Linked DNA regions of Homo sapiens: region 1 is linked to region 2. A link is a loop called in an ENCODE intact Hi-C map of the cell type or tissue named here. Cell type or tissue: heart right ventricle. All regions are shown on one strand. Links, peaks and the distances in the headings refer to the core of each region. The heading gives the core; the rest is flanking DNA. Region 1 overlaps MYO1D (myosin ID). Region 2 overlaps MYO1D (myosin ID).

The links. Hi-C counts contacts between places; a loop is a spot of excess contacts. Peaks named below come from ENCODE experiments on the same cell type or tissue, not always from the same donor. Only the 100,000 strongest peaks of a DNase experiment are listed, where the experiment ranks them.
Region 1: it touches region 2 in a loop (2.3-fold over the local background); 12 of 110 quality-filtered maps call a loop at or near these places.

What each region holds. Positions count from the first base shown.
Region 1 is chr17:32,499,290-32,510,565 of GRCh38, forward strand. The region is part of intron 21 of MYO1D (myosin ID); the gene reads right to left. It overlaps LOC124903982 (a long non-coding RNA gene), which reads left to right. Exons shown (of 2, transcript XR_007065716.1): 2 at 1-717. It overlaps LOC105371734 (a long non-coding RNA gene), which reads right to left. Exons shown (of 2, transcript NR_188182.1): 2 at 10,665-11,276. Among named protein-coding and RNA genes, the nearest start is that of CDK5R1, 18 kb to the left of the region's middle. RefSeq lists enhancers at 4,284-5,054, 5,826-6,596. In heart right ventricle, for the core only: no CTCF peak of the experiment used is centred there; a DNase peak (open chromatin) is centred at 4,432.
Region 2 is chr17:32,604,345-32,615,620 of GRCh38, forward strand. It overlaps MYO1D (myosin ID), which reads right to left. Exons shown (of 22, transcript NM_015194.3): 21 at 743-897. Among named protein-coding and RNA genes, the nearest start is that of CDK5R1, 120 kb to the left of the region's middle. In heart right ventricle, for the core only: a CTCF peak has its summit at 4,931 (motif pointing left); a DNase peak (open chromatin) is centred at 4,997.

The DNA of each region.
Region 1 (11,276 bases), core at 1,317-9,316, 110 kb before region 2:
CCAGTTCAAGACCAGCCTAGGCAACATAGTGAGACCCTGTCTCTAAAAATAAAATTAAAAAGGCGGCCGGGTGCAGTTGCTCACGCCTGTAATCCCAGCAATTTGGGAGGCAGAGGCAGGTGGATCATGAGGTCAGGAGATCGAGACCATCCTGGCCAACATGGTGAAACCCAGTCTCTACTAAAAATACAAAAATTAGCTGGGTGTGGTGGTGCATGCCTGTAATCCCAGCTACTCGGGAGGCTGAGGCAGGAGAATCGCTTGAACCTGGGAGGCTGAGGTTGCAGTGAGCCAAGATCATGCCACTGCACTCCAGCCTGGGTGACAGGGCAAGACTCTGTCTCCAAAAATAAAAAAATAAAAAAAAATAAACAAATAAAAATAAAAAGCCAAGTATGGTGGCTCACACCTGTAATCCCAGCACTTTGGGAGGCGGAAGCCGGCAGATTGCTTGAGCTCAGAGGTTCAAGACCAGCCTGGGCAACATGGTGAATTACTGTCTCTACAAAAAAAAAAATTAAAAAGTAGCTGGGTGTGGTGGCATGGGCCTGTAGTCCTAGCTACTTGGGAGACTGAGGTGGAAGAATCGCTGGAGCCTGGGAGGCGGAGGCTGCAGTGAGCCGAGACTGAGCCACCACACTCCAGCCTGAGTGACAGAGCAAGACCCCATCTTTGAAAAATAAAAAATAAAATAAAAATAAAAAATAAACAACCCTACAAGTTTAATGGAGCATTCACACCACATGTACTGGTCTCCACTTTCAGAATGCAAGGTCCTGGCGGGGAGGGGAGGCGTCTTACACAGCTGCATGCGTGGTGCTGCCCTGCACACAGGAGATGCTCCCAGGTGCTGATGGGCAACACTGGCTGGGCCACAGGTTCTGGACGTGCTGGGGCCGCGTAAGGCTGCAGGCCTCAGTCCATCTGCTGTGTAAATGGCTCTCTCCCAGTAACACAACTTCATCTGCTCACTTCATCAACTTCGCACACTCACTGCAGCCTCATGAATGAGGAAGACAATGGGCACAACTGGTCAAGAGCCTCCTGGGATGGAGACTCACCCAGTCCATGAAGTTCCTTCTAAACACAAAGTGGCCAGATACCTGTGAACCAGACCTGGGAAGGAGGTCTGCTCCTTAGCAGAGAGATACTCTGTTTTGCCGCCTTAAGTGACAGTTGCCTGGGTTACTACTTTTTTCCTTGGCACAGACCTGGGCAGCCCTGGCCTGCCTGACTCCCAGCCTGTTTGTGTGGTGCTGCTGTGACGTTTGGGCAGAAGAGGGGGTTGAGTGACTACGTGTGTTGAGCTCACCACCGAACAACAAGGGCAAGAAGAACCAGCCTTCTGCTCTGAAGTTCGGCTGAGCACTGCCCAGCTGACGCCATCTACACACTGCCATCAGCAGATAACGAAGTCAGAAAATGTGGATTGAGGGGCCAGGCGCAGTGGCTCACGCCGGTAATCCCAGCACTTTGGGAGGCCGAGGTGGGTGGATCATGAGGTCAGGAGATCGAGACCATCCTGGCCAACATGGTGAAACCCCATCTCTACTAGAAATACACAAAAAAATTAGCCGGGCATGGTGGTGGGCACCTGTAGTCCCAGCTACTCGGGAGGCTGAGGCAGGAGAATGGCGTGAACCTGGGAGGCGGAGCTTGTAGTGAGTCAAGATCGTGCCACTGCACTCCAGCATGGGTGACAGAGTGAGACTCCATCTCAAAAAAAAAAAAAAAGAAAATGTGGATTGAGGTTGGCGGCTCCTCAGAAAGTTAAACATTGAACTGCCATATCACCCAGCGATTCCACTCCTGGGTATATACCCAAAAGAACTGAGAACAGACAAAAGCTTATACATGAATGTTCATGGCAGCACTGTTTACCAAAGGTAGCAACAGCCTTGTGATGTGATGATGGTGATGATGATGATGATATGATGAGGTGTCATCCACAGTTCCTAGCTCGTATCTCCCATAACCATTGTTAGTCTTTTGTTATAACGTTGGGGTGCTTTAGGCCTCAGAAGCCTCAGAAGCAGCCCTCAGGAAACAAAATCTCTCTCGCTGACTTTCTCCTGCCCAAGTCAGTTCTCTAATCTGATTGTGAGCCCTAACACCCTCATTCCCGAGGGGGTCCTGCCCAACACCTTGGAGGAAGGAATGCTGCACAGAGAGGCCAGGAAAGATCTGAATGGACAGGCCTTGGTGGGTTTAGATCAGTCCCTTTTTGGCCAATCTCATTTCGACACAGTTGTCCATGCTTCAATCATGGACAGCCAATGGAGTCTCCATAAAAAACTCAAGAAGGATGGGTTTGGAGCTTCTGGAGAGCTGGACACATGGAGGCTGACGGGAAGGCGGAGAAGAATCCAGCACGTACCGGGAGGCATCCCAGTCCGCGAGGACAGACGAGCCTCTGCTTCTTGGGACCCTTCCACACCTTGCCCTGTCTGTCTCTTTATCTGCTGTTTATCTGCATCCTTTAGAATATCCTTCTTAATAAATTGGTAAATGTAAGGAAGTGTTTCCCTGAGTTCTGTGAGCAAATTAATTGAACCCAAAGAGGAGGTCCTGGGAACTCCAACTGGAAGCTGGTTGGTCAGAAGTTCCAGAGACCCTGACTTGCAACTGGTGTCTAGGGGTGGTGTGGGGGCTGGTCTGAGCCCTCAACCTGTGGGATCTGACACCATCTCCAGGTAGATGATGTCGGAATTGAATCGGAGGACACCCAGCTGGTGACCACTGGTAGGTGTGTGGCGAAAACCTCCATACCTTTGGTCACAGAAGTCTTCTTCTGTGTTGATGACTGTGGTGGTGGTGTGAGAGCAGAGGAAACAGTTTGATAGAGACTTTTCCTACATAAACCCAAATGTGCATCAGTGGATGAATGAATAAACAAAATGTGGTACATCCATTCAATGAAATATTATTGAGCAACAGAAAGGAATAAAGTATTAGCACATGTTACAACAAGATGAACCTTGAACCTTGAAACATGATGCTAAGTGAAAGGTGGCAGACAACAGGCTACATATTGTATAACTACATTTATATGAAATAGCCAGAAGAGGCAAAGCCACGGAGGCAGAAACCAGTTAGTGGCTGCCAAGGGCTGCGGGGAGTGGGGGCGTGGAGGGACTGCTTAGAGGGCATAGGGTCTCCTTTTGGGGTGATGAAAATATTCCGGAACTAGGTAGAGGTGATGGTCTTGTAACATTGTGAATGTACTAAATGTGACTAATAATATGTTTTATGTTATGTGTATTTTACCACAATAATTTTTTTTTAAAATGTGGATTGACCTAAATGAAAAATTAGAATTTGCCTTCAAACCATGTTTTCTCTCCTCATCTCAAGTTTAGCCAAAATAATTTTAAGACTAATAAGAGATTTCTTGTGCTGATCCTGGAGACAGAGCAGAGAAAGGCCTGGGCAGGAGACGGAGTAGACGCTTGGGGTCAGTGACTTCTTTCTTGTTTGAACTTCGCCACACTCTGGAAATCCAACTAGAGCCAGAATTCTTTCCTTATTTTTTAAAGAAAAGGAAACATCGTACAGATGGAGGCAGGGCGTCTCCCTCTGAGGGTGCGCCAAGCCAAAGGACAGCTGCCGAGGGAGGCTGGCTGCATTGGGGAGGGATATTTTTTTTCCCTCCCCATCCTCTGTTACAGGATTTAATGGCCAGCAAACTGTGGAATTCGGGGACTTTCATCTCGTTTCATCTGTTTCAAGCCATCATTGCAGGCAAATGGCCTTTATCAAATTACTTTCCTTCATTTTTCATTTAGACTCTTGTCTTCTGCTCTTAGAGAAACCCGTGAGTAAATGCAAGACTTGATCTATGGAATGAACAAACATGTTCCCTGTGCTACCTGTGCCTTCGCAGGCCCTGCACAAAGTGGGACAGGCCACTCCTGTCCAGAAGGTGAATCAGCCCAGAAAACATCCCCTCCCATCCAGGCCCCTGGTCAGCTGGGCAGTGCAGGGTTTTAGGTCAAAGCCAACCAGGAAAGCGGGTCCTGGGAGGTTGCAGGCAGCCCTGGCTCAGCTGGGATTAGGAGACTGTCATTCGCCGACCTGCCCTGCCCCTGCAGAAGCCAGGCAGGACTTGAAGAAATCAGTGAGTCACTTTTCCTCTCAATGGCATTCCCTGTGAGAGTGGGGGTGATCCAGGTTCTAACAAATGCACTTCAAGGGAAAATGCAGTGGAAGTGGGGTGCAGTGCAGTCACTTGGTGAGAACATTTTTCTGGGTGCAGCAAGGAGTGTCTGAGAATATTGTGAGGCTAATGCAATGTTCTCTCAAGTTTGGTAACAGGATGTGGTAGGAGGAACACAGCCTTGCACCAAGCAGAGACAGGTGCTTTTCAAAGTGATAGTAAATGCATTAAGTGCTTCATGAGAAACTCTAGAGTCACAGAGACAGGCCGTCCTCCATCTGGATGTCACTAGGACATAATGCATGCTCTCTGGCTCACACTGAGGACAACAGCTACTGACTGGAGCATCAGGAGCTCATGACTGCAGCTGTTTACTCTGTGTTTCAGTTCCTTCAAGAAGTAAATCCCCCTGCTGATGTCAAACCACACAGGGAATCTCTTTCAAAATCTTGCTTTAGGAAATGCCACTTCTGTTTATGTCAGGGTCGAATGGACACTTTTACCACAGTCACCTATAAGGTGAGGCTATGATTTCAGCAACCAGGCCAAGTCCAGGAGTGGTGGCGTGGTGCTTCCTGGCATACTGAGTCCTTTCTGGGTCTGCAGCTGGTGAGGAATGGGGCAAAACCATTTGTATTTGGAAAGTAAAACCTTTCTCTTGTCATGAACCAACTGGGTCATATCTGGGTGTTGTCGGCAGCCAGCATGCCCTGAGACCTCACCCAAGCCTGCTGTCTGCCTCTCCACAGCACTGAACTGACCTGGCTCCCAGGCCCGGGGGCGTGATCCACACTCACCCTGCTTGTGTCCCCAACAGGACTGCCACCACCCTCCCAGCCTGGGCTGCCCCTCCCCCATGGCACTCTCCTCATGCTGCCAACACCCATTCTTCCCTTCCCTGCCCACGTTCTCTTTGCAGTGACTCATGGAGCGCCCAGGGTGGAAGGGGCACTGTCCAGAGAAGGACAAATGCGGTGAGGATGACCCGGGCCCAAGCTCGTGGATGCTAGTGCTTTGTAGGAAGCACCTGCTGCATGGAGGAGGGTCACTGACCCTGGGTGGCTGGGGTGGGTGGGCTTCCCAGAGGAGGCGACACACAGACTGATACCGCAAGAATAAGTGGGACTCCTGCGGGAGCTGTTTTGGCTTTGCTTTCTCACTCCTTAAATACTGCTTCATCTTCGGCCCCTTTCATTTTATACATTATTTCACAGTGGCATCACTCATGCCTGTGGTTTCAATGACAATGATCCAGTCCGTGTCCCCTCTCTTAGCATGAGGTCCATGCATGTCTTTTCAGCCACTTCCTAGACAAATCCCCGGAATGCTCTGCAGACAGCTGAGTCTTCACATGGCCAATGCTGAGATCATCCTCTTGGCCCCCTCCCTCAAAGTGCTTCCCTCCTCCCATCAAGCCTATGCAGTGAGAGGTGTCGTCTGCACGGTCACTGAGGCCAGAGAGCTGGCAGGCAGCCCCGCTCCCGCTCCTTCTCCACTGCCGACAGTCTCTGAGTTCTACTGATTGCACTTTTTGTCTGTGTCCCCTGCCGAGGCCTCAGCCCAGACCCTTTTCTCTCCTTCCTGGTTACTGTCATAGCCCGGACTGGCTTCTCTGCCTTGGGTCTGCCCCAGCACAGGGGCAGACTGTGTGATGTCCTCCACACAGTCATCAGAGAGATCTTTTAAGGGCTCAAAAGACCCTGCGGCTCCCCTGCCAATAGCTCTGCCATCGTCCCCAGAGCTTTCGAGGACCCTCCACCATCGGCGCCAACCCCAGCTGAGCTGGGTGCTCGTCTGCAGGCCTCTGCTCCATCTCAGCCTGAGCATGAGGCTCTGCTGTGCTGCTTCCAGCAGCAGGGACAGGGCTGATGAGCCTGGCCCTTGCAAGCATCTTCCTGTGCCGAATACAATTCCACAGACAGAGGATTTAAAATCCAAGTGGAGGTGACAGGAAAGAAAGGAAAACCTCCAGGTATCAGAAGAAAGGAGGGGGTGTGAAGACAGTATGGGAGGAAGGTCAGGCTGGGGCTCAGCTCTGGGAAGTGCCAGCCTGAACAGGAGTCACGCCCGGGTCCACATGCAAGGGAATGAGGACCGAGGCCCTGCATGTGGCAGGGCCTTCCGCAGGCTGCCCCGTCTGTGAACAGGACACCAGAAGAAGTCTGCCTTCCAGCCTGGCAAAGTGGCAAGGAACCTCTGGGTGGGAAAACAAATCAACAAACAAATTGTCAGTAAAAAACAGAAACCTCACACTTTCCTTTCTCTTGACCTCTTGAAAAAAGCAAATCCACTGCAGCTCACCAAAGGCAAAGAGAAAACCTTAAGAATACCCAGAGAGAAAAGACACGTTACTTGCAAAAGAACATCTAATGCAGGGAGATAATGAAAATACAGACTCTTCAAAGGGCTGAAGGAAAAAAACCGTCCACCTAGAATTCTATCCCCAAACTGTCATCTGAGAGCAAGGGCAAAACAAACGCTTTCTCAGACAGGCTGGACGAGGTCGCTCACGCCTGTAATCCTAGCACTTTGGGAGGCCAAGGTGGGAGGACCGCTTTAAGCCAGAAGTTTGAGACCAGTGTGGGTAACATAATGAGACCCCATCTCTAAGAAAAAGAAATTAAATAAGACAAGACTTTTTCAGACAACAAGTGCTCTGAGAGCTGGCCTATCTTGGCTGTCTTGTAAAGAATTGCTGCGAGACACCTCATTAGGAAAGAGACTGAATCTAGAAGGAAAGAGCAGAGCATGAGGTACAATGAGGAGCAAATAAACAGGTCACCATATAAGCAAACCCAAATACACATTCACTATACGAAACAATAAAAATGACTCATTTGGGGGGTTAAAACACTGTTGAACTAAAATCCTGGATAACAGCAGCATGAAAGGTGGGGTGGTGGTCCCAGGAAAGCATTCAAAGGTCCATGTCTCATTTGGGAGGAGGGTAGGGAGACTCATGAACTTGAGGCTCCCTTCAGGCAAGCACAGTGCAAAAAAATTATAATAATGGGAAACAGATACAGTAGACTGTGATGTACAACTCTCAGAGCAGTAGAAGGGAGGGTATAAAACAAATCTGATCCATCAGATAGAAGGCAGGAAAGGGGAACAAAAGTAGCAAAGAAGAAACACGGGAACAAGAAGGCACAAACTAATAATGGAATAAATACATTTAAATATATAAATGAGCACAGTAAACCTAGATGTGCAAACCTCTGGCTAAAAGGGATTTCTCAGATTTAATTTAAAAATGCAGTTATATGCTACTTGTAACAGATGCCATTTAAATCATGATGACAGTTTAGGTAGGGAATATGATACATAAATCAAATACTAATCAAAAGAAAGCTGGGGAAAAGCATTGCTGGAGAAAAAGCTCATTAGAGACCGGGTGCAGTGGCTCATGCCTGTAATCCCAGCACTTTGGGAGGGTGAGGTGGGAGGGTCACTTGATCCCAGGAGTTTGAGGCTGTAATGGGCTATGATTGTGCCATTGCACTCCAGGCCAAGCAACAGAGTGAGACCCTGTCTCAGGAAAATTAAAAAAAAGTTCATTAGATAATTGTTTTGTTTATTTATTAAGGAACAGTTTACCAAGAAGATGCTCTCATACATATGATTTACAAAGATAAAATAACAAGTCCACAATCATAGTAAAAGTAAAAATAGGCTGGGTGTGGTAGCTCATTCCTATAATCCCAGCAATTTGGGAGGCTGAGGCAGATATGGACTGCTTGAGCCCAGAAGTTCAAGACCCACTTGGGTAGCAGAATGAGACCCTGTCTTTACAAAAAATAAAAAAAAAACTAGCCAGGTGTGGTGGCAGACGCCTATAGTTCCAGCTACTCGGGAGGCTGAGGTGGGAAGATTGTTTGAGCCTGGGAGGTTGAGGCTGCAGTGAGCTGTGATTGTGCCACTGCACTCCAATCTGGGTGACAGAGCGAGACCCTATCTCAAAAAAACTCCCCCAAAAACAAAAAACTTGGGTGTATGTGTGTGTATTCATTACATTCAACAATTAGAGAACACACATTCTTCTAAAGTACACACAGAACACATACTAGACCACAGAAGAAAGTTCAATAACAACCTGTGAATTAGCATCACATAGAAACCATCTTCTGTGTCTACAGTGCAGTAAAATTAGAAATCAAATAAAAGGAGAATAAAATAACAATATAACAATAGTACTATGGACTGAATTGTGTCCCCTCCAATTCCTTATATGGAAGACCTAGCCTTCAACACCACAGTATTGTGAGATCTGGGCTTTACAGAGGTCATTAAGGTTAAATGAGGTCATAGGAGCAGGGCCTTGATCTGACAGAAAGAAGAGAAACCAGGGTGCTTGCTTTCTCTCTCCCCACCACGTGAGGACTCAGAAAGAAGGTGGCAGTCTGCAACCCTTGAAGAGAGCCCTCACCAGAACCCAACCATGCTGGACTTTTTTTTTTTTTTTTTTTTTTGAGACGGAGTCTCGCTCTGTCGCCCAGGCTAGAGGGCAATGGCGCGATCTTGGCTCACTGCATCCTCTGCCTCCTGGGTTCAAGTGATTCTCCTGCCTCAGCCTCCTGAGTAGCTGGGATTACAGGCATGTGCCACCATGCCCAGGCAATTTTTGTATTTTTAGTACAGACGGGGTGTCATCATGTTGGCCAGGCTGGTCTTGAACTCCTGACCTCATAATCTGCCCGCCTTGGCCTCCCAAAGTGCTGGGATTCCAGGTGTGAGCCACTGCACCCAGCACCATGCTGGACTTTTATCTGGGACTTCTAGTCTCCAGAACTGTGAGAAAATACATTTCTGTTGTTCAAGCCACCCAGTCTATGGTATCTTTTTTTTTTGAGACAGAGTCTTGCTCTGTCACCCAGGCTGGAGTACAGTGGTGCCATCTCTGCTTACTGCAACCTCCGCTTCCCTGGTTCAAGCAATTCTCCTGCCTCAGACTGCCGAGTAGCTGGAATTAACAGGCGCACACCACCACGCCCAGCTAATTTTTGTATTTTTACTAGAGACGGAATTTTGGTATGTTGGCCAGGCTGCTCTTGAACTCATGACCTCCAGTGGTCCACCTGCCTTGGCCTCCCAAAGTACCAGGATTACAGGTGTGAGCCACCTCCCCTGGCCAGTCTATGGTATCTTGTTATGGCAGCCTGAGCAGACTAAGACAAATAGTCAAACAGTATACAGTGCTTACTAAGTGCCTTACAGATATCAATTCACGGACTTACTACAGCACGAGGTGAATTTCCTTTTCAGAAGAGGAAATGAGAAGGCCCAAAGAGCCTAAGGACCTGCCTGCCCGAAGTGATAGAGTAGAGGCAGGATTTGAACCCAGGCAATCCAGGCCATAGTCCAAGTCTTAACCTCTATGCATCCTGCCCCTAAAAAGCACATCATTAGCCGTGGTCCCTGTTTGCTGTGTGCTTCTGAGCAGAGTGATGAGCTGAGCACTTTCATGTCCCTATCAACAGCTCCTCGTGCAGTGTCTGATACAAAATAGGAGTTCCATAAATGTCTATAGAAAGAATGAATTTTTATAAAATGACATGATTAAGAAAGCAGCTGGGGCTAATGTCAACACAAGACATGTCTTCAACTGGGAGACATGAGGCTGGCCTCACCCATCTTCACAGCAGGGTTGTTAAGAAGTGAGGCAAGTGAGGCGGAGCCATCGGTGGGCTGGGGTTGAACACAAAGGGTCAGGTGGGGTACATGTCCCGGCCTGGTATCCTGCTCCGTGTAAGGGGCTGTTTATGTGTCAAGTGTGATGAAAACATATGAAGAGGCACTAGGGACACTCACTGTTCAAGGGGTGCCTTTTGGGAACTGAAGAACCCTCTTGCAAAGTGAGTCATTACCTTGCTTTGTAAACCCAAACATCCCTGTATTAGCTGCTGCCTCCCCACTGCTAATGAAGTTTTCAGTGAAATAAAAACATTTGGTAGGATGGAAAACATTTGGACTGATGGGCTTTGGAAGCACATATGCAAGGTTAGAGAAGCTCCGGGAATTGTATCGATAAACATGTTGCCATTTTTATGTCCTGAGGTTTAATGGAGACGAGCAGACACTGCACTGGCTCCATGCAGATTTCTCAGTAATAGCTTCAGAAATGTGGGCAGATATTTCTTTTTTTCTTTCTTTTTTTTTTTGAGACAGAGTCTTGCTCTGTCACCAGGCTGGAGTGCAGTGGTGCGATCGATTCCGGCTCACTGCAACCTCCGCCTCCCAGGTTCAGGCAATTCCCCTGCCTCAGCCTCCTGAGTAGCTGGGACTATAGGCGTGCGCCACCACACCCAGCTAATTTTTGTATTTTTAGTAGAGACGGGGTTTCACCATGTTGGCCAGGATGGTCTCGATCTCCTGACCTCATGATCTGCCCGCCTCGGCCTCCCAAAGTATGTGGGCAGATATTTCTAGTGAAATATATGGGCCTGGAGCTCCTCAGCAGCATGCCTGCGGAGTTGTAAAGGGGTCTTAGATTGGGAGGAGAAGGTTGAAATTCACTGTCATCCATTTATTTATTAAGAATTTACTAGGCACTGTATTAAACATTTTACATACTTAATTTCATTTAATCCTTATCAAAGCTGTCATTATGGGGCACTGTCATTCTGTTCACTTTATAGATGAGGGTGCAGAAGCGTAGAAAGCTCAAGCAACTTCTTGCAGCTGGAAGGTGAGGCTAGGACCTGGCCCAGGGCAACTGTCTCCTCAACAGCATTTGCGCCTCCATTCCATTTAGTTTCCACCCTAAAATGCTGTTCTAGCTCTTGCGTGGAGCATAGCCTCTGCAGCATGGAATTCTTTAATACCAGGTGCTTCTGAGTCAGAGGAAAAGGCACTTTGAACCTCCTGTAACGATGCTGAGGTTTGGACATTCTGACCCAGCCCCTGACCCCCTCCCTGCACAGGCACTTTCACCACTTGTAAGTTTTTCTTGCTGGGCATAGCGCCTTTCACTCCTTGGCCTTTGTCTGGCCAGAAGACATTGATGTTTCCAGGCATAGATGATTCCAGGCTGCTAAAGAAAGAGGCACTCTCCTGGTGCTTGGAGAATTTGTATGCATTTTTTACTATTCTCCAGCACACATCTTTGTCTTGACTTTCCAGC
Region 2 (11,276 bases), core at 1,720-9,719:
AAGGCAGCATGCCACAAAGAGAGCACTTGACTTTGGAGAGATACACCCACCCAAATACTCCATGACCCCTTATGGGAAGAGAAATCCAATCTCTGAAACAACTCCAATAAATAACCAGACAAAATCACTCCCCTGCTTAAAATTATCCATTCACTGGTCCCCATCACTCTCAGGACCTGCTCTCTGTTTATATTTATTATATCATTGTTCACCCCCCTGCCCCAGGTATCATCAGGGCTTACTATGAAGTTCTCAGATTATGCCATGTTCCATCATGACTCCATGTTTCTGCAGTGGTCACTGCCTCTCTCAGGAATTCTTGTAGTCTTCATGGACTTGCAAACCATCCCAAATCTGCCTTCTAATTTGCTTATGGTCATAGTGGACACACAAACTGATTATACTTGGGGTAAATGAGAAGCTATGACGAGAAGAATATAAAGTAATTTGTCTATCTTTTGGATTTAATTGCATTTGGATCGACAGTGGAATAAAAATCACCATTTAGGGAAATCTCTCATTGTTGGTTCAGCTGGAGGCTGGAAAAGTAGAGGATCATTCCTAACCTTGAAAGTAAGCTGGGATGCTAATTTTACCTTCTGCGAAACAGATGATTTAAGTTGTCCTTATGGAGAAAAATAGCTCAATACATTAAAATTGGCACAAAACAAGCTCAGTGATAATTACGATTAAAGATTTCATAGATTTAAAACGTGTCTTAGTTACAAAAATCAAACTTTACCTCTTGAAATGATTCACCAGCACTCCAACAAGTTCTCCAATTCGACTCTCATGGGTTGGCTGTTTGCTGAAGAGGCAGACAATGAGGTCTTTGTTGTCTTTCGTATGGAACACTACAAGTTGGTCCTTTCCATTGGAGACACTCAGACCAGTCAACTGCAAAGAGAAAATGCATGGAAAACTATTTGGATCATTCTCAAAAGAATGAATTAAAAAATACATTTTGGAGCTGGGCATGGTGGCATGTGCCTGTAGTCCCAGCTACTTGGGAGGCTGATACAGGATGATCATTTGAGCCCTGGAGTTTGAATCCAGCCTGGACAACATAACGAGACACCATCCCTAAAAACAACAAAACACGTCATACATTTTCTAAGGGTTTTGCTCAGTGACCCCCTGACTTTAATCTTCTATCAGTTTCACGGAACAAGCAGATGGAAGGAAATAATAAAGAGCAGAAATGAACAAAATTTGAAATAGAAAAACAATACAGAAAAATTAATGAAACAGGGATGGTTCTTTCAGAAGATCAATAAAATTGATAAACCTCTAGCCCAAAACAAAAAAAGAAGGAAGAACTTATTGCCAATATCAGGAATGGAAGAGGGGCCATCTCTATAGACCACACAGACATTAAAAGGATAATATTAAAATATTTGGACCAATTCTATACAAAAACTTATTCAACAACTTAGTTAAAACCAAATAATTCTGGCAGGGTGCAGTGGCTCACACCTGTAATCCTAGCACTTTGGGAGGCCAAGGCGGGCGGATTGCCTGAGCTCAGGAGTTCGAGACCAGCCTTGGCAACATGGTGAAACCCCATCTCTACTGAAATACAAAAAAAAAAACACACAAAAAAACATTAGCCGGGCATGGAGGCGTGCGCCTGTAGTCCCAGCTACTTGGGGGGCTGAGGCAGGAGAACTGTTTGAACCCAGGAGGCAGAGGTTGCCGTGAGCTGAGATCATGCCACTGTACTCCACTCCAGCCTGGTGACAGAGTGAGACTCCATCTCAACAACAACAACAAATAATTATTTAAGAGTCACAAAATACTAAAACTCTCCAAGAAGAAATAACTTGAATAATTCTGTATCTGTTGAAGAAATTAGATTTATATTTAAAAACATTTTGAAAAAGAAAATTCTAGTCCCAGATGATTTCAATAGTGAATTCCACCAAACATTTAAAGAAGAAATAACACCAATTCACCATATTTCTTCTAGAAAATAGGAGAGAAGGGAACACTTCCTAACTCACTTTGAAGCTGGCATTATTCTGATATCAAAAATAAACACAACAGTACAAGAAAACTACAAACTGATATCCTTCATCAACACGGATGTAAAAATGGATGTCAAGAAAATATTAGCAAATTAAATCCAACAATACATAAAAATGATAATACAACATGACCAAGTGGAGTTTATCTAAGAAATGCAAGGCTAGTTAGGTATTCAAAAATTAATCAAGGTAATGACAGAATAAAATGACAGGATAACAAAGAAAATCCACAGATTGTATCAAGTGACACAGAAAAAGTACTTGACAAAATTCAACATCTATCCATGATAAAAATTTCTCAGCAAACCAGGATTATAAGGGAACTTAACCTGATAAAATGACATATACAACATGCCACAGCTAACATCATACTTGGTGAAGAAGGACTGAATGTTTTCCCTTAAGATCGGGAGCAATGCAAGGATTTCCACTGTCACTGCAGCTATGCAACATTATACTGGAAGCCCTAGCCAGTGCAGTAAGGCAGGTTAAATAAATTAAAAAGCGGCTGGGTGTGGTGGCTCACGCCTGTAATCCCAGCACTTTGGGAGGCTGAGGTGGGTGGATCACTTGAGGTCAGGGGTTCGAGACCAGCCTGACCAATATGGTGAAACCCTGTATCTACTAAAAATACAAAAATTAGCCAGGTGTGGTGGCAGGCGCCTGTAATCCCAGCTACTCAGGAGGCTGAGGCAGGAGAATCGTGTGAACCCGGGAGGCGGAGGTTGCAGTGAGTTGAGATCGCGTCACTGCACTTCAGCCTGGGCAACAGAGCGAGACTCCATCTCAAAGAAAAAAAAAATTAAAAAGCATACAGATTGAAAAGGAAGAAACACATGTCTCTGTTTTCAGATTACATGATTGCCTACATAGAAAATGCCAAGGATCCACAAAATAGCTCCCAGAACTAATAAGCGCATCTAGTAAGGTCAAAGGATACAAGGCTGACATACAAAAATATTTCTATATTAGCAATGAAAAATTTGAAACAAAAATTGAAAAACAAAACCATCTATAACAACTCCAAAAACAAAAATACTTAGATATAAATCTAACAAAACATCTATCTGTAGGACCTACATGTTGAAAACTACAAAATGTTGAACAAGTTAAATTAAAAGGCTGATGAAAGGAATAAAAGAAAACCTAAATAAATGAAGGAAAATAATATCCTCATGGACTAGAAAACCCAAATTCTTAAGATACCAATTTTTCCCATATTAATCTATAGATTTAATGAAATCCCAACCAAAATCCCAGCAAGATTTTTTGTAGGTATCAACAAGCAGATTCTGAAATATGTATGGAAAAGCAAAAGAACTAGAATAGCCATAACAGTTTTGTAAATGAAGAATAAAGTTGGAGGGCTCATAGAGGCTGATTTTAATGCTTAGTATAAAGCTAGGTTAATCAAGACAATAATTTAGAAAGGAAAAAAAAAACATAGATCAGAAACAGACTCACGTGAATATGGCCAATAATTTTTTCACCAGGGTGCAAAGACAGCTCAATGAAGAAAGGATAATGTGGGCATCTGGATAACTTGGAACATTTGGACACCCCCATGCAAACGGAAATAAAAGTCTACCTAAATCTCACATCTCGTAAACAATTCAGAGTGCACTATAAGATCGAAATGCAAAATGTAAAACTAGAAAACTTTTAGGAGAAAACATAGAAGAAAATCTTTGTGACCTTGGGCTGGCAAATATTTCTTAGAAATGATACCAAAAGCACAATCCATAAAGCAAAAAAATTGATAAATTGAACTTGATCAAATTTAAAACTTTTGCTCTAAGGAAGACACTGGTGGGAGAGTGAAAAGACTAGCCACAGACTGGTAGAAAATATTTGCAAAAATGTATCTGATAAAGGACTTGTATTTAGAATCTATAAAGAGCTCTTAAAACTTGATAGTAAACAACTCAATTAAAAATGATGGATAAAAGATTTGAAATCACTTCACCAAAGAAGGCATAGGGGTGAATAAGCACATGAAAGGGTGCTCAACATCAGCAGCCATTAGGGAAATGCAAACTAAAACTGCAATGGGAACCACTGCAAACCCATCAGAATGGCTAAAATAACAAAACAGCCTACAACAACAAAAGAGTGATAATACTAAATGCTGGTGAGGACACAGAACAAGTGGGACTCACATGCATCATTGGTGAAAATACAAAATGTAAAATGTTACAGCCACTGTGGAAACAGTGGTTGTTAACTCAAAAAATTAAATGGAAAATTACCACATGAGCCAGCAATCTCACTCCTAGGCACATATCCTAGAGAAATAAAAACTTAGCTTCACATGAAAATTTATACATGAATGTTTACAGCAGCTCTACTAATAATTGACAAAAGCTGGAAACGACCCAAATATCCAGCAGCATGTGCACGGATAAACAAACTGTGGTACATTTAAATAATGGAACGCTACTCAGCAATGAACAAACTAATGATACAGATTACTGACATGCAACAACATAGATAAATCTCACAGGCATTATGGTTGAATGAAAGCAGCCAGTCTCAAAAGGTTACAGCCTGTGTGACGCCATTTATATGATATTCTCTAGAAGATAAAAGGATAAGGATGGACAACAGATCAGTAGCTGCCAGGGTTTGGGGTTATGAGGAGTCCGATACAAGGGAGTTTTTGGGGTATGGAACTACTCTGTATCCTGACTGTGGCAGTGGTTACACAAATTTACGCCCATACTAAGACTCAAGAGACCTGTACACCACCACCCATGCACGTAAATTATATTCATTGCCTATAAATTTAAAAAATTGCACACCCTGGCTGTTTTGATCTCTAGATATTCTACTTTGGTCAATAAAGCAGAAGTCAGAGTGATTTCCTCATTCTGTGGTCTGTTCTTCTATTGCATAAAATACCGAAGTGCCACCTCCTGGCTACCACAGGTGCTATCAGCCAGGCGGGCAGGCAGCATGAACAAGGCAACCACTGGGGGATGGCGCAGTGCCACACGGCCTGTGGTAGGGACAGACGTGCAGAAGATGCTGAGAATGTGATCCCTGTTCTTGGGGGATTCACAATCCAGTTGGATCAGAGGAAGAGGTAAGTATTAAATAACTGAAGAAAAACACCTTAACAATTTACAGATTTGCAGTGTCACTTAGTTCCATGCCTATGTTTTACAGATAGAAATTGAGACTGAAGGAGTTCAGCCCGTCTGCAGGCCCGGGAACTAGAACTCAGACCTGCAGACTGATGGGGACTCATGTTCTTTCCATCACACCAGGTTTTTCAAGTATCATGTATAAATGAACATAGAATATTTATATATTCTATAAATAAGTATTCCCATGAATACATTTTCATAGGAGGTGAGTTCTTGGGTTGATTTTAAAGAATGCCAGGGTCAGGGCTTAATGGAGAGAAGGGAAAATATTAAAGAAATTGGAAATCATTCACCAACCAATGTGGATCGTGGGCTTTCTGAGGCCATTGGTAAGAGAATATAGCAAACTCTCTGCCACTTACATGTACTGGATCCAGATGATTTTTATATGATTAAATTAAAAATATCATTTTCATTTTAAAAAAACATTTTATGTCTATCACGCTTCACTCTCATTTCATTATTTTATATGTGAAATTCAAAATTGAATTGATGTAGCACTTCACAGGAGAGCTTGATTAAAGCCTAAAGAAATGAGAATGGTAACAGCAGTAACTCTGCCAGCATATCCCAGGAGCATTAGCTGCAGGGGTTCAGGGAAAAGAGACAGATTCGGCAAAGAACGCTGAAACCACAGGGATAGAGGATCCCTTCCTAGGTGCTACCTGGACCAGAGGACAGGAGCCAATGACTCTGCTCTCGGCCACAACCCCCTCTCAGCGGGTGGGCTTCTCTCCCTCCCCTTCTCTCTCCCTTGCTGTCTAGGTGGCTTTATCTGCTGTGGATGGGAATTCTTCATGTGTACGCCCAGGCCTAGTGGTGTGTCAGTCTCAGAAGAAATGAGGGAAAACAGTACTTAAGTTGCTCTGCTACACAAATAATGAAAGATTAAGTCCCTATTGTTGCCAAAGCAGGACAAACAGCACCCAGAACGTCCCCTTTAGTTCTGGAAGAAAGGATGGTAAGTGGGGATTAGTGTACTAAGGATGACCTGGGTGTTAATCCCAATTCAGCCATGTGATCTTGAGTGACTCATTTAATTTATTGGGGCATCTGTCTCCTTTTCTGCAAAATAAGGATAACATCAGGTGCCTTGTCTACCTTGCAGGGTTGTGGTAAGGATCAAATAGTAGCAACTCTGGAGTACAAAAAGTAAATAAGCAAAAAAACCCTCTGTCTTCGAGGGTCTTACACTCTAAGTGAAAATAAGTCAGCAAAACTTTATCACTGAAAATATAATTTTAAAACCTTACAACACCATGCAAATGGAAGGTATTTTGTGAAACACCTCAGCTGGGGAAGGGGTCACTACCTCATTGCATTTGGGCAGCCATAACACATAGATGCGTTTCTCCGAACAAAAGGGAAACTCCTTATCAAGGCTCCCCCTGCCCCTGTTGCTTCCTTATTTCTCCTAATCTATGAGATTTCTATGCTATGATAAATCTAAGCCTTCCCCTTCTTTGGCCTTGAAGATTTGAACAGGGCAAAAAGAGTCTCTGATTGCAACCCATTTCAATTCTCCCAGCCTCTCCTTACTAAGAAGGACCAAACAGTGAACACAACTAGATAGGTAAAGAGCTGAGCAGTTCTGGAAGAGGAGGCCGGCCTGAGAAATCAGAGCAGATGTCCTCTCCTCCTCTGCAATGGAATGAGCGCTAGAGAGCAGAGCTCACTATACAAGAAAATCTCTAATCCATATTCTCATTTACGAAATCAGCGCAAAACAGACCGATATTAGAAAGAGAAATAATTCGAAAAGACAAATATGATAAATTACATACACAATGGAAGCAGTAACTGAATAGATACTTTAGAAAATTAAAGAATAATAGAAGAAAACATCCCAGTCTTTAGACAGAAAGGAATCACAGGTACCAGCCAAACTTAGAGGATCTTCTGGATGTGTAGCCCAGAGAAGTTTTAGACCTGTAGAATAAAGGAAAAAATCTTCAAGTACCTAGGCATACAAAAATAAGTTATCTACACAGGAAAATAAAATTCAGGTTTATATCCTTTTTTAAAACAGAAAACTTGGCCAAGTGTGGTGGCTTACACCAGTAACCTCGACACTTTGGGAGGCCAAGACGGGAGGATCACTTGAGGTCAGGAGTTTGAGACTGGCCTGGCCAACACGGTGAAACCCCGTCTCTACTAAAAATACAAAAATTAGCTGGTTGTGGTGGAGGGTGCCTATAGTCCCAGCTAATCAGGAGGCTGGGGCAGGAGAATCACTTGTATCTGGGAGGCAGAGGTTGCAGTGAGCCGAGATCATGCCACTGCCCTCCAGCCTGGGCACTGAAGCGAGACTCCGTCTCAAAAACAAAAAGAAAACTCTATTAATTTTGTCACAATTCACAGGAGGAGATAAGTAAATCCATTTTATTCTTGATATCAATTAGGAAAGATCAGCTCAAATATTTAACAGTAATCATTAAGATGAAAAAGGATGTGTAAGGTTCTAACCAGTAGTAAAAAGAGAATAAATAAAACTTGACCAATGCAGCAACAGAAAAAAGAATGAAATAGCGTGGGAGCATAAAAAATAGAAAGCATTTAAATAACACGATTGAATTTAAGAAAAGTTTTTTTGCCAGTTGCTGTAAGAAATGTGAACAGGATACAACTCCTTTATTGGAGGACGAGGGGTTATAGATTTAAGCAAAAAACAAAAATATACCCTGTTTATAAAATTAATTAAGATAAAAGTAGAAGTTTATGAATGAGAACAACATACATAATAAATTAAAGAGCTGGTTCTTTGAACAGACCAAACCCTTGGCAGAGTCTCACCAAGGAAAAAACAGGCAAAACCGCAAATATTTAACATTAGGAATGAGAAAGGGATTTAAGAAAGGGTGTGTTGACTTTCAAAATTATAAGAGGCCAAGAGCAGTTGCTCAAGCCTCTAATCCCAGCACTTTGGGAGACTGAGACAGGAGGATCACTTGAGGCCGGGAGTTCATGACCAGCCTGGGCAACATAGCAAAAACCCCAGCTAAAAAAAAAATTAGCTGGAGCTGGATGTGGTGGTGCGTGCCTGTAGTCCCAGCTACTCAGGAGGCTGAGGCAGGAGGATTGCTTGAGCCTAGGAGTTTGAGGTTACAGTGAGCTGATCACGCCACTGCACTCCAGCCTGGGTGACAGAGTGAGACCCATCTCAAAAAAAAAAAAACAAAAAAAAAAAAAAAAGAAGAAGAAGAAATTAGAAGAGAAAAACTTTTGTAATTGTAATTTCATATTAATGAAATGCATATTTTTTTTTAAAGATGTGGTCTAGCTGTCTTGCCCAGGCTGGAGTGCAGTGGCACGATCTCGGCTCACTGCAGCCTCTACCTCCCAGGCTCAAGCAATCTTCCCACCCCAGCCTCCCATGCAGCTGGGACCACAGGAGCACGTCACCACACCCGGCTAGTTTTTGTATTTTCAGTAGAGACAGGGTTTTGTCATGTTGCCCAGGCTGTCATGAATTCCTAAGCTCAAGTGATCCTCCCACCTTGGCCTCCCAAAGTGCTGGGATTACAGGTGTAAGCCACTGCACCAGGCCTGAAATGCATGATTTTATAGGAAAATATAAATTAGTAAAATTGACTTAAAGAAAGATAAAACAATTAATTTCTATTTATAACTAGCAAAAAGTTTTTTTTTAGATTATCAGAAAAATACTCTTCTAGTTCTTACTAGGCACAGGTTATGTTATAGGCCCAGGTAATTTCTATCATACTTAAATGCTCTACAATATGGAAAAAGAGAAAAATCATACTGACTCATTTTATTTATCCTGCTAGCAAAACCTGCTGAATCTCTCTCTCATACACAAAAACAAACACACCCAGAAATCAATGTAACGTACAAATACAGATGCAAAATCCAAAATAATTAACAAACTGGATGCAACAAGATAAACACCATGACCATGAGCGTATATTCACAAGGGTAAGGGTGGTTCACTAGTAAGAAATACCTCAATATAGGCCAGGTGCAGTGGCTCACGCCTGTAATCCCAGCACTTTTGGAGGCCGAGGTGGGCAGATCACGAGGTCAGGAGATCAAGATCATCCTAGCCAACATGGTGAAACTCTGTCTCTACTAAAAATACAAAAATTAGCTGTGCGTGGTGGTGCGTGCCTGTAATCCCAGCTACTCGGGGGGCTGAGGCAGGAGAATCGCATGAACCAGGAAGGCAGAGATTGCAGTGAGCCGAAATAGTGCCACTGCACTCCAGCACTCCAGCACTCCAGCCTGGGCGACAGAGCAAGATTCCATCTCAAAAAAAAAAAAAAAAAAAAAAAAAGAAATACCTCAATATAACTCAGTTTATTTATTAATAGTTCACATTTATGTATTATCCGTGTGCTTGTCCAACCAGAATGATCTCCTTGGGGTCAGGCTCGCTGGCTTTCACTTTTTTCAGCCAAGTATGAAGTTTTGCATTTGTATTGTTTTTATTTTACAGTATACCATGGTATATAAAACAATACTTCATTTTACAGTAAGATGGTAAATACTCAAATGTATTTATTGCTATTTCATCACTATAATAATGTTTTAATTTTTTTTTTTTTTTTTTTTTTAACTCTGGAGCATCTTTGTTCCAAACTTCCTCCCAGTAGCAGCTGTTCCACAATCTTCTGTCCTGGAGAATCTCTCCTCTTCTTTGGTTACTGCTCTCTACATACACCTCTAAGGGACTTCATTCTTGGTATTCCCCCCACCTCCCTGCCCTTCCATGCCCCCGCCCCCCACACCCCGTCCAAAGCTATGCCTGACACACAAAGAACTTTCATGAAATTGTAGCGGTCACTTAATTTCTGCAGGTGTTTGCTCGTATTTTGACACAGACACTTGGGTTTTTGGATGTACTATTCAACTTCTGTTCTTTGATTAGACTGCAGAGATAATGCTTATGTTCTTTTGATCTCAATTAACAAATTGATTTGGCTGCTCTTTGATGGAGAACATTCTGTTCATTCTGTTTTCCATTCAGAAACTTGGGAGACAGTTTGCTCTGGCTTTTTGCAGGACACCTGGTGACTTTCTTTTCACCTTTCTCTGTTCTGTTCATCTGTCTCTCCTAATCTCCCTCCTTCTCCCTTCCCAGTCCCCCACATCTTGTTCCCTCCTTACTCCTCAACTAGCTATAACTCAGGAAGCTCAGCTGTGTGGGCTCATCATGGAAATGGTGGAAGCTGTGGCATAACTGAGAGTTTATCCCTTTATAAGCAAGCATCTCTTGAAAGCAACAACTTGCTTGAGCCCAGAGCCCTCATGCAAGCAGGCTGATGGTCTTGAGGTGCCATGCCGTGAGGCAGCCAAACCTCTCAGAGGGGTCGTGTGCAGGTGCTCTGGTCAGCAGTCCTGGCTTGAGCTCTGCCAGCCGGGGCCAGACAAGTGAGTGTATGAGGGCTCCAGTGATTCCAACTCTCACTCACCAAGTAACCCCCACCTTCGAATCTTCCTAATGGAGGCCCTAGACATTGTGGAGCAGAGGCATGCTGGCCTCACAGTGCCTCTTTCAAATTCTTTACCAACAGAATCCAAGAACATAATAAAGTAGCGGTCGTTTCATTCCACTAAGTCTGGGGTGGATTGTTACACAGCAATAGTAATTGGAATAAAAATTTGGAACAGGAGTAGGGTGCTCCTATAACATAATCCCAGATAGTTGGCACTGGCTTTGGGAAGTAGGTGGAAGCTGGAAAGGTTCTGAGAGACTGTTGGGGGAATCATGGCAGGCCTTCAAGAGGAGGTCAGTGAGGGCCTGAGGAAAACAGGGAAAAGACTACTTCGAGCCAGAGGAAAGCGGACCTTTGTTAAGGAGAAAATTTGACAACACTGTTGCCTATGGGAAGGCAGAAAATAGAAAATGTACGTAACAAATGTGATGATCTAGATAAGGAGATTTCTAGACAGAATACTGAAAGTGCCATCTGGCTTCTTCTTGCTGTCTATGAAAAAAATGTGAGAGGAGAGAGAGGACCTTAATAAAGAATGGTTCTGCTCTCATGTAAAATTTAGAGGAAACATAAAGAAGCCTGCAATTGCTAGGCTTGAAAATAAAACTGTTTCTTATTCCCAGCTTCTCCAGATGGCAAATGAT